Regions from separate parts of the Mus musculus genome. Here region 1 is linked to region 2. The links are chromatin loops, found by intact Hi-C in ENCODE. Cell type or tissue: heart. All regions are shown on one strand.

The links. A loop is a pair of places that touch in the nucleus more often than their neighbours do. Peaks named below come from ENCODE experiments on the same cell type or tissue, not always from the same donor. Only the 100,000 strongest peaks of a DNase experiment are listed, where the experiment ranks them.
Region 1: it touches region 2 in a loop (4-fold over the local background); 12 of 42 quality-filtered maps call a loop at or near these places.

Annotation. Positions count from the first base shown.
Region 1 is chr2:60,907,057-60,915,056 of GRCm38, forward strand. It overlaps a transcript of Rbms1 not described here. Among named protein-coding and RNA genes, the nearest start is that of Rbms1, 30 kb to the left of the region's middle. In heart, a CTCF peak has its summit at 818; DNase peaks (open chromatin) are centred at 1,235 and 4,015; H3K4me3 peaks cover 1,161 bases; H3K27ac peaks cover 2,039 bases.
Region 2 is chr2:61,451,571-61,459,570 of GRCm38, forward strand. It overlaps Gm39835 (a long non-coding RNA gene), which reads right to left and starts at 500. Exons shown (of 3, transcript XR_866363.2): 1 at 396-500; 2 at 215-317. Gm33753 (a long non-coding RNA gene) reads left to right here and starts at 1,372. Exons shown (of 4, transcript XR_374566.2): 1 at 1,372-1,577; 2 at 1,707-1,809; 3 at 2,136-2,205; 4 at 2,277-2,522. In heart, CTCF peaks have their summits at 3,090 (motif pointing left) and 4,547 (motif pointing left); DNase peaks (open chromatin) are centred at 2,361 and 3,031; H3K4me3 peaks cover 803 bases; H3K27ac peaks cover 1,417 bases.

The DNA.
Region 1 (8,000 bases), 540 kb before region 2:
ACAGTGAACTTAGGAGAGTAAATGCTAGACCAGACTTTCATAACAAACAAAGTGGTTTACCTCCAGAAAAAACAAAACCCAAAAAACAGATCCAAGATGAAAACCTTGAATCCAGCCTGATAGGTCGGCAGTCCCCATAAACAGCAACAGGAAAGTGAGTGATACACAGGGAGAAAGAGACTGAAAGGGAAGACTTGAGAAAGCTTTGTCAAAGAGTGTCTGTCTGCAAGTGCCTGCTAGAACAGGTAACAGTGACATTCTCACTAGTGTGTGTCACCGAACCAACCATTCCCCTGATGTCACTTTTGGATTCCCCTGGCATCCCATCTTCCAGACTTCAGGGTTAGCACTGGGTCACTAAAGTATCATGAATGCTCTCCTCAGAGAAGTGGCATTTTAATGATAAGCTCTTAGACAGGTGCAAATTCTCACGGCGCTACAGCAATAACTGCTCGGTATCTTCAATCTTCAGAGAAATTCCGGTTAAAGACTGCATGCCCACCCTAAGAAATGACCTGCCTTAAGTTCAAACAAAACATCTAAAATGTTTGGGGGAAAGGGATAGCATGGAAAGGAAGAAACTTTGAGAGAAGGGAGGCCAGCCAGACTTTAAAGCTCTGTCTACTTTGAAGTCTCCCAACTCAGGTATTAGGAAACATTGTTGACAAATGTTTCACTTAATGTCTTAGAATTTATGAACATAGTCAAAGTAGCCTGTCCAGTTACCTAGAGACAAGGAGAATTAAGTTAGGGAGCTTGCCCCAGCAGCCTAGTCTTCCCACATCTTTCTTTCTCCAAGATCCAATAGGAGTCGCTATCACTAACTGCCGGATCCCACTGGTACGCAGCTATTCTTGACAAGATAGTTAATGTGGCATGTAAGATTTGGGCCACAAAAGTTCACTTTCGGTTTCAAAATAAAAAAATCACTAAAGTTTGGCCCAAGTGACAAACATTAAGTGACATTAAGGTAGAATTTGGTTTCCCAGACTTGCATAAATTATATCAATATGAAGGTGGAAAACAGACTTCCGTTAAGGAAGGCATCTCTGGTGAACCACGACGCTTACACAAAATTTTCTAATTCTGATCCCAAGAACTGTGGCTTGGCTTTGGGAACTGCTCTTTTTCCTGCCAGAGCTTCGTGGCACTATCTTAATGCCTTTCAGCAACCCTTCAACACAAAGTAAATTCTTGCTCCCGAGCATTTTTAAAATATCAGTCTCTCATCAGGACGCACTGTGATTTAAACCCGCTTTGGAATATCTTAGGAGCACGTCTGCACAGCGGAACCCTACAGCTTCTTCAACCCAGCATTGCGCAATCTCCATTTACTGTGAGCTGTGTGATAAGGACTCAGAGCGCCGAATCATTTTAATCTCACAGTTTTTATGACCTCTCTATTTAAAGTCAATATTTTAACTGGCAGATGTCAAGATCCGCACAGATCTTGGATTAGAAATTCTGTTTAAACTGAGAAAAGGGCATACATTACTTCAACAAACTTTAATATGAGCATACTTTCCCAGTGGAAAAGAAGTCTGTAGTAAGGTTTTTTTTTTTTTTTTTTTTTTTTTTTTTTTTTTAAATAATGAAATATTCAATGCAAAATGTGTGGTCACCAATTCGCAAGAAGGGTTAATTGTCAGGTGATTCGAGCTGTTGTAAAGTCGATGTAAGCAAGCAAGTTAACAGATCAGCAAATAGGAGAAATGGCTTAGGAGATAAGCGTGCTTGCTGCTCTTGCAGAGGACTTGGGTTTGGCTCCCAACACTCATATGGTGGTTCATAGCCATCCTAACTCCAGTTTCAGGGAATTTAATGGCCTCTTCTTGCTCTCCAGGGCACCAGGTATGCAGGTGATGCACATATATAAAGTAGGCAAACATCCATACACATAAAATAAATAAATAAATCTAAGAGAACAAGCAAAAAAAAAAAAAACTTTTTTTTACAACCATCTCTAGGAAACACTATATACAAATTAAATTTTAAGGATTTAAAAGTTAGTCCAGTTGGCAGACTGGTCTATTCAATTGCCATCAATTTAACACATTTAACAAACAGTAAATATTTGCACTCTCTTCTCCTTGTTGCTTATTCAAAACACATGAGGTGAAAAGGAGACTCTGAAGAAGAGAAACAGTACCACATGGGTTGGAAAAGTAGGTCCTGTGACATTGCTGTCCATTATAATGTTGCTGTGATGCTGGGCACATACATATACAGTGACTGGGTATATAGTTAATGTGACTGGAGATCTGTGCATTTTATTTTAATTATTTTAAGTCCCAACAGTCACAAGTAGTTCATTCAATCCTTGAAAAAATGTAGAAGCAAACCATTGAATATGGCAAATATTTTATGACCACCAGAAATCTTGAATTCTTTTTATTTTATAATTATCTTCTAAAAAGACTTATCAGTCTGTCGTGAAAGGGAATTTCAATTGCAAAGAATCAAAGAACTGTCAATGAAAGGGAGACATGCAAAGGGTACCATAGTTCAAAGAAGGAGCCCAGTCCTGAGTCCTGTCGTCACTCTGTCTGTCAACAACCTTCCCAGAACAGACATTGAAAGGGGTTGAAATTCAGCCAACAAAGTTCAGCCTGACCCAGATTTTCTATAGAATTTGTAGAACTAAGCAGAGCAGGGAAACAAACAAACAAACAAACAAACAAACAAACTAGCTATTGCCAATCATCTCTAGAAATGACTAGACTTATTTTAAACCATTACTGTGGCTTAGTTAATAACTTGGTATATAGACCAGCTTGGCCTTGAACTCATATCTGCCTGTGTCTGCTTCCCGGGTGCCTCCATTAAAGGCCTGTGTCACCATATTTGGCTGCTATTAGAAATACTGTAATGAGATTAAGACCTTTGGAAAGGGAGTCATCTGTCTATTTACCTTTAAGTGTGTCTGTCCATCTGCCTATCTATCCATCCACCTATCCATTTATCTGTTTATCACCTATCTAAATAATTTGTTTCTCACTTTTTGCACATAGATACTTTGTCTGCCCAGTTATATCTTATATGTGGTCCTAAATAGTTTTTTTTTTCATTAAGCTTTATACATACCATCTGAGGTAAGCAGAGAATAAATTATTCTCGGTTTATTAAAACAAAGGTCTGAAGTTAGACAGCTTGCTAAAGGTGCCCAGAACATCAATACTATAACTTCTATCTTCCTTTCTTCAGAGAACTAAATATTTATGAGTTATAAAACACATTTTATAATTAGGAATGTCAGTTATTTGTACTTATCAAACCTTAGAGTAGTCTTTGTATTTGAAATTTTTCCATGTTAAAATTCTAGCTTAATTCATTAATTAACTAATTACTTAATTTGGATTTTTCAAGATGGGGCCTCACAGTGTAACCCTGGTTATCTTGGGACTTTCTATGCCAGCCTTATTTTTCCCTGCCAAAAAATTTACACTTGTTTTTTAAGACCATTCCTGAATATGAGAAAATGAACTTGTATCATTCCTCCAGGAAATAGGAGGGATTACAAGAAGAGGCCAACCAGGATCTGATGCCGCAATACCAGAAGAAGATCCTGGTCTAGACTAAATCAATTCTGTCTAAATTTGCTCCCAATTAAGAATGCATTCATCAAATTATCCAAAAGACTTAGTTACAAAACATAAATCAACATTCCATCACAGAAGCAAGCTATTATTTAATAAGTATAAATAACCAAAAGCAGGTTGGGGGAGGAGTTTTGATCAACATTATTTGGATTTAAAAAGTCCCCTGCGCAGTGCACCCACTAAGCAGGGTTGCATAATCTTCACGGCAGCAAGTTAAAATTAGCAGGTTCTCTAAAATGGTTAGGCAACACATGGAAATAGCTTGAATTGGTAATCTGCAAGCAGCCACTGTGGATTCCTTTCTTTCAGCCATGGGCACACCACTGCACCCGTATCAGCTGGTATGGTAGCCTGCTTTGACCAACAGAGTAAGTCACATGTGCCTGGCCGCTTTAACTCAGTATCTTGGAAGCCAGCCACGAGGCAAGAAATGAAGCCAGCAGAAGTGACACACACCAGACTACCTGTGTGAAGAGAGAGAAAAGCTAACAGCAAGGCAAGATAAGCCAGCTGTTAACAGTGAAATGGGCTTCTTAGTCCGGGCAAGTGCTCAGCTGTGTGCTAGTTTGCTTGCTTGCTTGCTTATTTGTGACAGGCAATTGCCATGTTGACCAGGCTGGCAGTGAACTCCCAGAATCAAGCAATTCTCCTGCTTCCGAATCCCATGAGGCGAGAAGTACAGGAGTGTATCACCATCACACGTAGCTTTGAACTGCTAACTGAATGTAGCTGAGTAAACTGGCTGAATGTAGCTCACAGGCACATCCCATCCAGTGCCCGCAAAACAGCCAGGCGCCGTCAAACTTCCCGATCGTGAGAAATACTAAATTACAACTGTTTCAAGCCACAAAGCTTTGAGTTGATTTGTTACCCCGTGTCTTTCTAAACGTCACTGCCCAACTTGCTTCCAAAGTTTTATTCTGAATGAAAGGGGCAACTAGGAAGATTGAGTGGTCCCGCTTCATTCACGTTTACGTGGGACTGAACACATCTCTGAGTGTCACGACCTGCAAAGCTCACCCTCCAGGTTTCTTGCTGCATTGGTCTCATCCTTATTCTCACTGGCAACTAAAGTAAATTAAATGGAAGCTAGGGGAGTAATGGGTTTCCGGAAGTGCTCGGGTTCCCGGAAGTGCACGGTTCCCGGAACTGCGTGGGTTCCGGGATGTACATTGGTGTCCGAAAGTGCATGCTTTCTAACACTTAGAAAGGCTGTGTTCAGCAAAGGAATTCTAAGCTTGGCTGGGATTTGAAGGTGGGAAGGGGTGGCTGGACAAACCTAGCCTCCAGGCTTTCCCATCCTGGAAGCCCATTCCAGAACTCACCTTTGCCCAACCCACAAGCTGCCTTTTATTTTCATGTCATGAATATTAATGCAGCTAGCTGTGGGAGGATTTTTCAAGGATTGTAAGCCTGGGTAGATCAGTGCTAGATTTACACCCCCATCTTGTTTGCTGTGGAGGAGATGGCTTTGTTTCCCTACCATGAAATTATGCTGGAAAAATATTTAAATAGATAAAGGTATAAGCATGGATATTATTTCTAAACGGAGAAATGGATTAGCTAGATGAACCGAAAATGGGAATTTTCTTTTTAAAAGGAGGTACTCTCTAAGCTTGCACTCAAGCTCTGGGGCTGTTCAGATGAGCAAAAGGAAGACTACACCTACATTTAAACAAACAGAATGGCGAATTGGCAGTGGGTGCTCTAAAGGCTACCCCCACAGCCCCCCAGAGTCCCACTGTATGCTGTTGGTGACACTGGGCTACTCCAATCCTGCCTGCTACAGTCTTATTTTTTACACAGCTTGCAGCCCCATTTGGGCCCTTCTGAAAGGTTCCTTCGAGGCTGTTCTCACTGTCCTGTGGCCTCTCCCAGTTTAACACAATTAGCAAGACTGGTATCTAATCCATAAGAAACTGAAATAAAATCCATAAAGCAAAGGCAGCCTGACGCCTCACTCAATTTGAAAATTGCCAGTTCTGTCAGAAACGCCAACACTCCAATCCAGTATTCACCAATACAATCTTCATCTCTTCATCTTTCCATCAGTTACAGTGCAGGGGTAACAGAGGTTGAAATGTGACCAATTTTGTAGCTGACAAACGAAACCTGAAATGTCTATAGCAATATAAACACAGGCAGCGCGTGCAGATGGGGCTTCGGTCAGCTTTGCGAGGGTTTGATGGGCAACGTCTCATACCATTTTTGCACCACTCGGATGTGTAACACAGGAAATGTTCAGATTGTGAAGGCTGCAGCTATAGAGGAGTGGTCCACAGCACAGGCAACACAACCAGCTGCAGCTGCAAAAGAATCAGGGGCCAAAACCAGTGCAAGACCCAAGGGATATGGTGAGTCATGTTAGATATTTCCTTATTTAAGGGATTTAGGATCTATACGGAAAACACCCTGAGATAGTTTTCAAGTGACTTCAAAAATACAAGAGGATTACACTATCTGTTCCAGTACTATTCCTGTGATCAAGCGGGGGCATTGGCTGAGTTTTAAGAGAATCTGGGCAAGAAGTAGGAAATGCCTCTGGGCCCCACTGATCCACCATGGTTGGGGGAGGGGTCCAGTTGTATACACCTATTGTTCATGTGGATGAAAGGCAATTTATGGAGGGCCCATGCCTTCCAGTACCCAGGAACATAAAGGCTTCTCCTGGCAGGAAGCATTTTTCTTCACGAGGCTCTACCTCGTGAAGGAAGCAGAACCCAACATCCCCAGCATCATACAAAGGGGGAACAGACCTAACATGTAGACTAACTCTGTACTTAGGAGGCTCCCACCCCAGCTCTGCCATCAATCATGTGCTCTAACTGACCTTCTGGGAGTCAACTCCCTAGCAAAGGAATGTGGGAGGCATCCCAGGAAGAGCCTCTGCATACCACTTTCTCCTCCCTTTACTGCTGGCAATCCATCCCTTCCCCATCCCCCATCGTCTCCTCTTCATCAAAATCTGTTCAATGGGCTCTCAGTGCCATCCTGAGACATCTTGGTACTCAAGCCATGTTGTCCATTGTAGGTTCTCCTCTCTAACAATCCTTTGAGTTCTCCTAGTACCAGAGGCAGCCCTTTTCTTTCTCCACGAAGTTCTGTGGAGAACACTTTCTCATAGTCCCTCTTCATTCATCAGACTGCAATCTTTTCAGTAAGGGAAGAGGGCTTCTTAAAACAAAACAAAACAAAACAAAACAAAACAAAACAAAACAAAACAAAAACAAAAAAAAAACAAACAAAAAAGAAAATACTGGCATATAATTAACACAGAAAACAAAAACAAAAACAAAAACAAACCACAGACGAAGGGTTCGATTGTCCCTGCCATGTTAAGATCACTCCCAAGGCACAGGGTGGGCCGTTCCATCCGCAAGATCCTCCTCCATCTTCATTTCTTACCAACCCCCTCTCCAACCTTTATGTGATATCTCTCACCAGAGATGAGTTTTGCCTGTTTCTGATTTTATGTAAATGAGATTTATAGACTAAGGACTGATTTTTTTTTTTTTAAATAAATGACCTCTTGAACTCTGGATGTCTTCCAGGTTCAACAATGTTGCTCCTTCAGCATCGGTCTTTTTTTATTGTTATGTAGGAGTCCATACTCCAGTTAGTTCAAGCCAGATCATTCCCAGCTGCGATCTTAAAAGTAGGGGTGGCAAACATGTCAATAAGTTGTAAATTTATTTTACAAATGTATATTACAACATCAGTAATTTACTTAAAAAAAACAGAAACAACCCTTGAACACTTCTACAAAGATTAGGCCAATTTACACTCCCGCAGAGTGATTGAATGATGTCACTCCAGGTGGCAAATGACATTGGGCACTCTTTATTTTCCTTTGGGATCACTGGTCACTGAGATGTCTTCAAGTATTTGATTTGATTTTTTTTATTGGTTTGTATGTATGAAACAGAGTCTTATAGGCTAATCTTGAACTCCCAAACCTAAGAAAGTTTGTATTGTGCTGGGACTACAAGCCTGTGCCACCTCACAAAGAAATGTTCTTTATTAAGGTACCTCTCTACAGTGAAGGGAATACTGGCGCCTCGTAGCTACACATCTCAGCTTACACATAAGTAGCACATGGCTATACCTGCTGATTTTATTGTCTCCTGCCATCAATACTCTGCTAGAACCAGCCACCCTAATGCTGAGAAGCAGTATAAGGAAAGGTCTTTAAACTCCAGCAGCTAGAGCCTTGGCTGTCCAGAAATACTTTGCTTTGATTTTATTTTTAAAGCAAGAGCTCAGATATAAAAAGACTTTCGGTTTTCTAATTTTAGTAGAAGTTTTATAATTTGACTCACAAGTATTTAGAATGAAATGTTTATAAGTGTAAGCTATCCATGATTGGCTCCTGTACCAAAATGGACTTAGAGAGGCAGCCGT
Region 2 (8,000 bases):
ATTGTACTCCACCATTTTTATATCCTCGTTCTCATGCTTTCAGAAGTATCAGTTAAATAAGAGTTATGCCAAGTTTCAAAATGAACTAGACCTCTCTCTCTCTCCTCTTAGAAACCAATTTCTTTAAAAGCCAAAACAAAGACAAAATTCAGTTTTCTGGGTTTCATCACCTCCAAAGCCCCACTCGGGTGGTTACTTTTGGGAGCTGGCTCACCTTGAGAAATGCTGAAGTGGTCCTTCCTGGTGTCTGTGAGGGCGACCAGAGGAGGCGGGTGAGGAATTGTAGTGGCTAGTCCTGGTTGTCAACTTGACTATATCTGGAATGAATTATAAACCAGCGTTAGAAGGCTTACCAGTGATCCTAATCTGGAGGCTGGGACATACAAGTTTCTGACCTGGATCTTGGCATGGAAATCTTGAGGCATAATGGCTGTGAATTTCAGAAGATTAAGACAAGGGGAGATCTCTGAGTTCAAGGTCTTCTGGCATTAAAGGTGTGGTGGCACACACCTTTAATCTGGGCTACACCTTCTGCTGGAGACCTACATAAGGACATTGGAAGAAGGAAGATAGTCTCCTCTCCCTCTCCCTCTCCCTCTCCCCCCCTCTCTCTCTCCTTTGCCTGCTTGCCTTGTGGGACTGAGCAACTACTAGATCCTTGGACTTCCATTCACAGCTGCTGTTGACCATTGTTGGGAGTTGGACTATAGACTGTAAGTCATCAACAAATTCCTTTATTATATAGAGACTACCCATAAGTTCTGTGACTCTAGAGAACTCTGACTAATACAGGGACCCAATGAAGTGACCATGATTACAGGCACCAGTCAATCAGGCAAGGGCCTAGAGAGAACAGAAAGGTTAGACAAAGGTGATTTCTTCACTCAATTCCAGAAGCTGAAAAGTCTAATATGAGAGACCATGAGATACACCCTTGCCCAGGGTGGGAGGTGAGAGGAGGTAAGGGGTGGGGAGGGAGGTAAAGAAGCAGGAGGAGGTAAGGGGGAAAGAGTGAGAGAGAGCTGAATTTCTTTTTATAACATGAACCTGCTCCAAAATCAGCATTAATCCCCATGAGGGCAGAGCCTTCATCTTTTAAAGGTACCATTACTCAACACTAATACACTGGGAACTCTTCCCAGCATGCAAAATTTGGGGCAGGGCATATACTGAAACTTTAGAACTGACAATCTTACGACAGCTGCTGGGATTGCCTGAGAAGCTTGGTTTTATGGGCTATTCCAGGTGATGGGACTCCTGCCACAAGTCTGGGAACCATAGATATTGTGCCAATTTCAGAAACATCTTCTTATCCCCATTTGTGATGCCCAAATCTGGATTAAGATATTCTTCTTTACATTGCAGGGCTTCTTTTCCCAGCCCTTACAGGTTTCCAGGAAACCCTAGTGGGCGTCACGACACATGGAAAGGCTCCAGATTGTGTGTGAAAAATGGCGGATGGGCACACACTTTTTCTTAGGTTACCAGAGGCTCCAGAACACAGGAGAGGGGATCTGCTGCTGAGGACTGACTGAGTTCTCTAGGTTTCCACTTCAGAACTCAGGTGTCTTTCTAGGGTGAGTACATACATAGATACCAGGTAAAATAAGCAAGAGAATTCTCATGCCAAGTACTAAAATGAATCGGCATCGTTGGCTGAACACCCTGGATGAATGCAATACATTGAACCTATTCATTCCTTCCAGGAGCCCTGGAACCCTCTGGAATGGACAGCACCATCCCCACTTCAGCTTTGAGGAGCATCAGATATACTAGTTATCGGGCAATCAATAGTTATCAGATACCACTGTAAGCACTTCACAAGAGCTCAGCAACTCTTCCAACAAGTCTAGAGAGCAGATTCTATTATCTCCATGTTACAAATGAAGAAACAGCCTTCCCATAAGTCCACTTCTCTCATCTCTATCACAAGAAATAACAATAGTAGCCCTGCACGCAGGAGCTATTCTAAGCATCCTTTTATTGAAGAGGAGCCTAAAACAAAAAAAGGGGCAAATAACTTGCCCATTCTCGTAGCAAGAGGTGGAACTAGAATCCAAAAATACTCTCTACTGTCTCAGTTCTAGTTTTGACCTTGCTGGATAAGTGTTTTTTTTTTTTTTTTTTTTTTTCAGGCCTGAGCTTGTGTGGACGCCATGTCTAATCTAGTAACTTCCTTTGTCATTTTAAAGCTCCATGCACAAGGTAAGCAGGATTCTGGGCACAGCTCCTAAGTTTCTACACAGTCCTCCATTACCACCTTGTGTTGCCTGCAGGTCTCCGGTGACAGCATGCCAGGCCACCCTCAGCTGGTTCCCAGACCACACAAGGTCACACCAGTCACTCAGGGATGCCAGAGCTCACAGCTGCCTTTTACAATCACGGACACAATGAGAGCAGACAGCCCGGCTGCTCACACGGCTTCCAGATATCACATTACTAATATTGCCTCGGCGCAGTGTTCTGAGACCATTCTGAGCCCGGTTACAAAAATAGTCATGACTCTCATCGGGGCTGAGACTGTTGGTTTTGTTAGGTGAGAACACTTGAGGAATATAAAATGCATGAGAAAGAGTGGCAAAGAGGAAAAGCATTCGAAAGGATGTATAGGGTCAAACAGAAGTCACCCAGCAGTGGAGAACCACCTGACCATGGCTTTCGGCGCAGCTTAAACCTGGGGTCTGAAGAGTTAATCAGTTCCTCTTCCCTTTGGTTCCTTCCAAATTACAAAATGTTGAATTGGATCGTGTGCCTTTAACTGCGTGTGCATGTGTTAAAAGCAAAACTACGGCTCTTTTTAATGTCCCCTGGTCTACATACAGGCACATCCACATCATGAGATTTGTGTGCTCAAAGCACACCGCATTTGTATGCCTAACCACTGATTTCTGCGGGGCTCTTAATGTTATGCAAGACTTTTCCCTTCCTTTGCTCACCTCCTGTGACTATGCTGATTCGGCATTTTATAGACGCATCAATTTTCCTTTAGAAGCTGTGCCGAGAATGTGCGAGTCCCTGGGCCAGTTTCTTATTGAAATCAGATGCAGAATCAGCTCACAGTTCGGTGATAGGCTGCCCCCTAGTGAAACTTTTCAGCTCCGCAGTCAACCTGCAAATTCCCCGCAAAGAGCTCTGCAGAGCCTTCTCAACAAAGAAGAAATGTCCTTCAGAGGAGGGTGGTGGACCCTCGTGTAATTCGATCTTCGACCTGTTTTCTGGGCGTTCTGTGAAATTTTTCCTTGATAATTCAAAATTGTCTTAAAAACATACCCTCAACGCTCATTCTTTTGTATGCCAATAAAAATACCTCTGGGAGTGAAAGCTGCTAAGGGCTGCACTAGGGAGCCGCATCTGTTTCTGCTTATTACACCTGCCTATTGTGTGATTCGATGTATCTGCACAACGCAAGCATGCTATGTGCTTCAGGCTCCCTAGCCTCTACTTTCTACAGAAGCTAAAGATTTGTCTTTATAGGGGGTTAAATTTTGTAGAGGCATTTTGCATGCTCCTTACGTGGAAAGTCCCAAGTCTAGACATTATTGCTACTACTATAGAATTATTTGTTTTAGACGAGACTCTTAAATGTTAAGCTAAATGTTGCTTATGGGTTGTATTGTTGCAGATGTGAAATTTCCCATAATTAATACAGCCCATAAATTATAAGTTAATATTCAGCAACTTGATAGCAGTAGCAAATTTATCCATCTTTGATGAGTGTGTCCATGACACTCCTTTCCAGGAACACTTCAGCCGAAGGCATCCTCAGTCTGAATGATTGTCTGAACGTTCACTCTGAACATCAGGGGATGAGATGGATGACTGACAAGTGCTGCATCAGCTGGGCGTTGGACCCGTGTTCTCATTTTCTGGTATTTCATTGGTATAGATGCCATCCAAGATTAGAATCAAAGAGTGTTCTTCATTTTGTTTCATGACTGTATTGTGGCTTCTGAACTTCTCTAGAAGAATGTTTCTCTTAGTTTCAACTACTTATGTATTTTATTAAGTATTATCCACTTTATAGATAGCTGAGGGCTTTTGTTGTTGTTGTTCTATGAAACAACAGTTACTGTCAGACATTGGGACACTTACTTCAGAAATAATGCGATCTGGCTCACCCTCATCATCATCCCTCCAACCCACTGCCTGTTACTAGCCATCAGGCTCAAACCAAAGCTCTTTCCCATCAACGTCGTTCCATATCTTGCCCTTGCAATTCCTGAGGACTCTGTGTTGCTCCCACTTTAAGATGCACACAGAAAGGTCAGCATCTTGCCTCGGTTCGAGTGTTCTAAATTAAAGGAACCTGCTCCATCGATCCCAGACAAGACTGAATGAGGGCTATCCCTAGAGAGTGGAAGACAGGCCAGGCCTCTCCCCAGAGAGTCTCCCCAAGGTTGTTCTTTCTTTCTAACCATGAATAAGTTATGAAGGTGAAATTTCTCTACTTACACAGAGGCATTGATAGATCCGGAGGAGGAGGGGCCTTCAGAGAAGCACTGCTGAGAACAGGTTAGAAGCAACAAGCCAGCAAGCGCCCCCTGCCGGTGCACTGACTATCCTGCGGTGCTCAGGAAAGATACTCCGTGACTACCCACCAAGTTCATTCAGGGGCTGGCAATTTTGTGCCTGGGCAAATATTGGCAATACTTTTCTCCTTCAGTCATTAAACTGGGGGAAATTGTTTTATTTTGGATTTGATTTGCCTTGGGTTTTAGTCCATTGCTGACACTCAGAATGAATAGCCACTACTAAGAATCCTTGCTTCCGGGATGTGAAGACCTTTCTAGAATACATAATCTGCCTTCTTCTTCTTTTTTTAATAACTCACCGCAAGGGGATATTAATATTTTTCTATTTTTAGGATGCCTATAAGAAGCAGTGTATGAGGATAGATAAATGATGACTCAGTGATACTGACTTTTTTTTTTTTTTTTTTTTTTTTTTGATGAAATAACACCCTTTCCTGCCCTGGTGTTGGGCTTGCCCGTGTGCCTTGCTGAGACCAACGGGCATAAGTACTTTCCCATTCCTCATCTGGGTATTATGGGATGTCATGTGTCTCTGATCGCTTCCTAACCTATCTTTGCCTCCATAATAGCTAATGACCTAGGAATATAAAGTTAGGGAATCCTGTCTCTAATCCACACTTGTAAACCACATCCAGCCTTGAGTTTGTTCCTTAAGACGGTTTTTTTTCTCATTAAGTCCCTAGCCTCAGAGGCAAATTAGGAGGAAAGAAAAATTATCCCCGTTTTATAGATGACAAGATTGAAGTGGGTGAAAACTTGGTTAAAGAAGAAGTTTGTAAGTGCCTGCAAAAACTTCAGCCCAAGTCTGTCTCTCCTCCTTTTGCTTTGTTGTTTTGTGAACTGAGGTGTCCAGGATGTTTGACTGACTGGTGGGGAAAGGTAAATAAGAATACTGAGTGACACAATCAGCAGGTGGCACTTATATGACAAGAGTTTTAAACAATTATTGTTTAAAAAGCATTAGAGCTGCCAGGCGGTGGTGGTACACGCCTTTAATCTCAGCACTTGGGAGGCAGAGGCAGGCAGATTTCTGAGTTCAAGGCCAGCCTGGTCTGCAGAGTGAGTTCCAGGACAGCCAGGGCTACACAGAGAAACCCTGTCTCGAAAAACCAACCAACCAAACAAACAAACAAACAAACAAAGAAGCATTAGAGCTGTTCTTTGTGAATTCAAAAGATAAAATTTTTGCTGAAGTGGACTGTGGACTGTGATAGAAGGTAGAGGGTTTGTTTTCAGATCTAGACTGTTGGTAAAGGATGGAAGTCCCCAAGTAGGGGAATTATGTAGTTAAAGAAAATAAGCCATCTACCCAGCTGCTGATCTGAGCTTTGAAATGACTCTTTTATCATTAGCAGCTTCTCAAACTAAGGGGAAGCAGAGACTGAACCATGATGCTTGTCACAAAGGCCTAGAGAGCAGCTTTCCAGGGTCCTGGTACTGCATCAAATTATAAGGAACCAACCAATGTTGGTCCCAGGGTCAGATGCTTGAACATAGCTAAAGGGGAACTAAAAAGACCATGAGACCCCACAATTGGGCTGGAGAATCCTATATGTAGCTAGCAATTATCAGTGTGACTTCCGGGCCACCTGGGAAGAAGCTCCGTGACATTTGTAGAACTTCCACAAGGCTTAAACATTTTTGTTGTTGTTGCAAAACTAAGATTTGGGGTGCCAAGCTGTGCAAGTTGATATTGTATCTTTTAGTGCTATATACACACACACATATATACACTCACACACACACACACACACACACACACATACACACACATATATTTGATGATACAGCTCAAATTGATAATTGTATTAATGTTACTCTTTTAGGTATAGCCATTTTAACATCCCAGGGCATAAGGTGGATGCTGTGTCCAGCACTTCTGCAGTGTCTGTCTCCAGGTGCCTAAGTTGTGTCAAGGAGATGCAAGAGCACAAGTGAGTTGTAAAGTAAACTAGCTGCCTTTCTGTCAAAACATCATTTCTATTCCCACAGAAGAATGAAGGACACATCATGGTTATTCAGTCACATATCTTAATAGTATGTTCAGGAATTTTCTCAGATACGAACCAATTAAACCTGGCACGTCAAAGAATACAGTTGACAGGATTACTGCCTATGAATCAATGTGAGCTTTCTTGACAGAAATAGAATCTTGAAAACCTCGCCTTGACCGCTGTGAACCCAACAGCACCCTTGTATGTACAGCTATGGAACTCAGCAAACAGCTTTCCAAACGGCCAGTGACTGAAGGCGCTCATGAGTCAATAATCTCACCAAAGGGCAATGCAAACCTACGCATTCTAGCATGAACGCATAAAGAAAGTTCTCGCTTGATTTCAGATACTGCTCTGCAGTCAATCTCTATGAAACTGACACTCGTTGAGTTTTGGTAAATTTAGAGAAGAAAGGGAGAGCTATCTGAAATGACTATTAAGTGGTGCTCTTAGTTTTTTTTTCTAGCTGTATGTCAGTGTGAGGCTAGATTGTTTTTCTGCATGCTTCAATCAGAGCACCATATAGATTAAATACAGAAACAGATGTAAAAAACCCAGCTACTTTAGAGATTTGCAGAATTTCTTTGTTGCTTTTTGTTTGTTTGTTTGTTTGTTCTGTTTTGTTTTGTTTTTCAAGACAGGGTTTCTCTGTGTAGCCTTGGCTGTCCTGGAACTCACTTTGTAGACCAGGCTGGCCTCGAACTCAGAAATCTGCCTGCCTCTGCCTCCCAAGTGCTCGGATTAAAGGCGTGTGCCACCATGCCAGGCTCCAGAATTTCTTTTTTAATGAAAGCTACTTTTACCATTCGATTTTTCATTTTCCAAAGTAATTATTTCCAAAAGTAACACTCAACTAATATAACATTTAACAGTTTTTAAGTGAGGTATTAAGTGTTTCAACATTCTTTTCTAACTTTCAACATGATTAACATTGATAGATAACACACACAAAGGAACTGAGGGGTTGGGGTGGCTGCAGAGATGGCCCAGTGGTGAGAGGCTCTGACGGCTCCTCCAGAGGACCTGGGTTCAAATCCCAGCATCCACATGACAGCTCACAACCATCTGTAACTCTTGTTCCAGGGCTTCTGACACCTCACACAGACATACATGCAGGCAAAATACTAATGAACATAAAATGAAAATAAATTTATAAAAAGAAACCAGCCCAATCTATATAAGTGGGCTACAGGCCAGTGAACCTACATAGAAAGACTTCGTCTCAAAATCTGAGCTGGGAACAAATGTCAGTGTCCATGGTCAGTGCTGCCACCAGAGCCTATGTTGACATCCATGGTCAGGGCTGCCACAGAAGACTGTGTTGACATCCATAGTCCATGCTGTCACCAGAAAGTCATGTTAAGGTCTGTGGTCTGTTCTGTCACAGGGACCATGTTGAGGTCTGTTTTCTGAACTGCTCCAGGAGGCCATGTGTCTATCTGGCCCACCAGAAACCATGTGGAAGTTCATGATC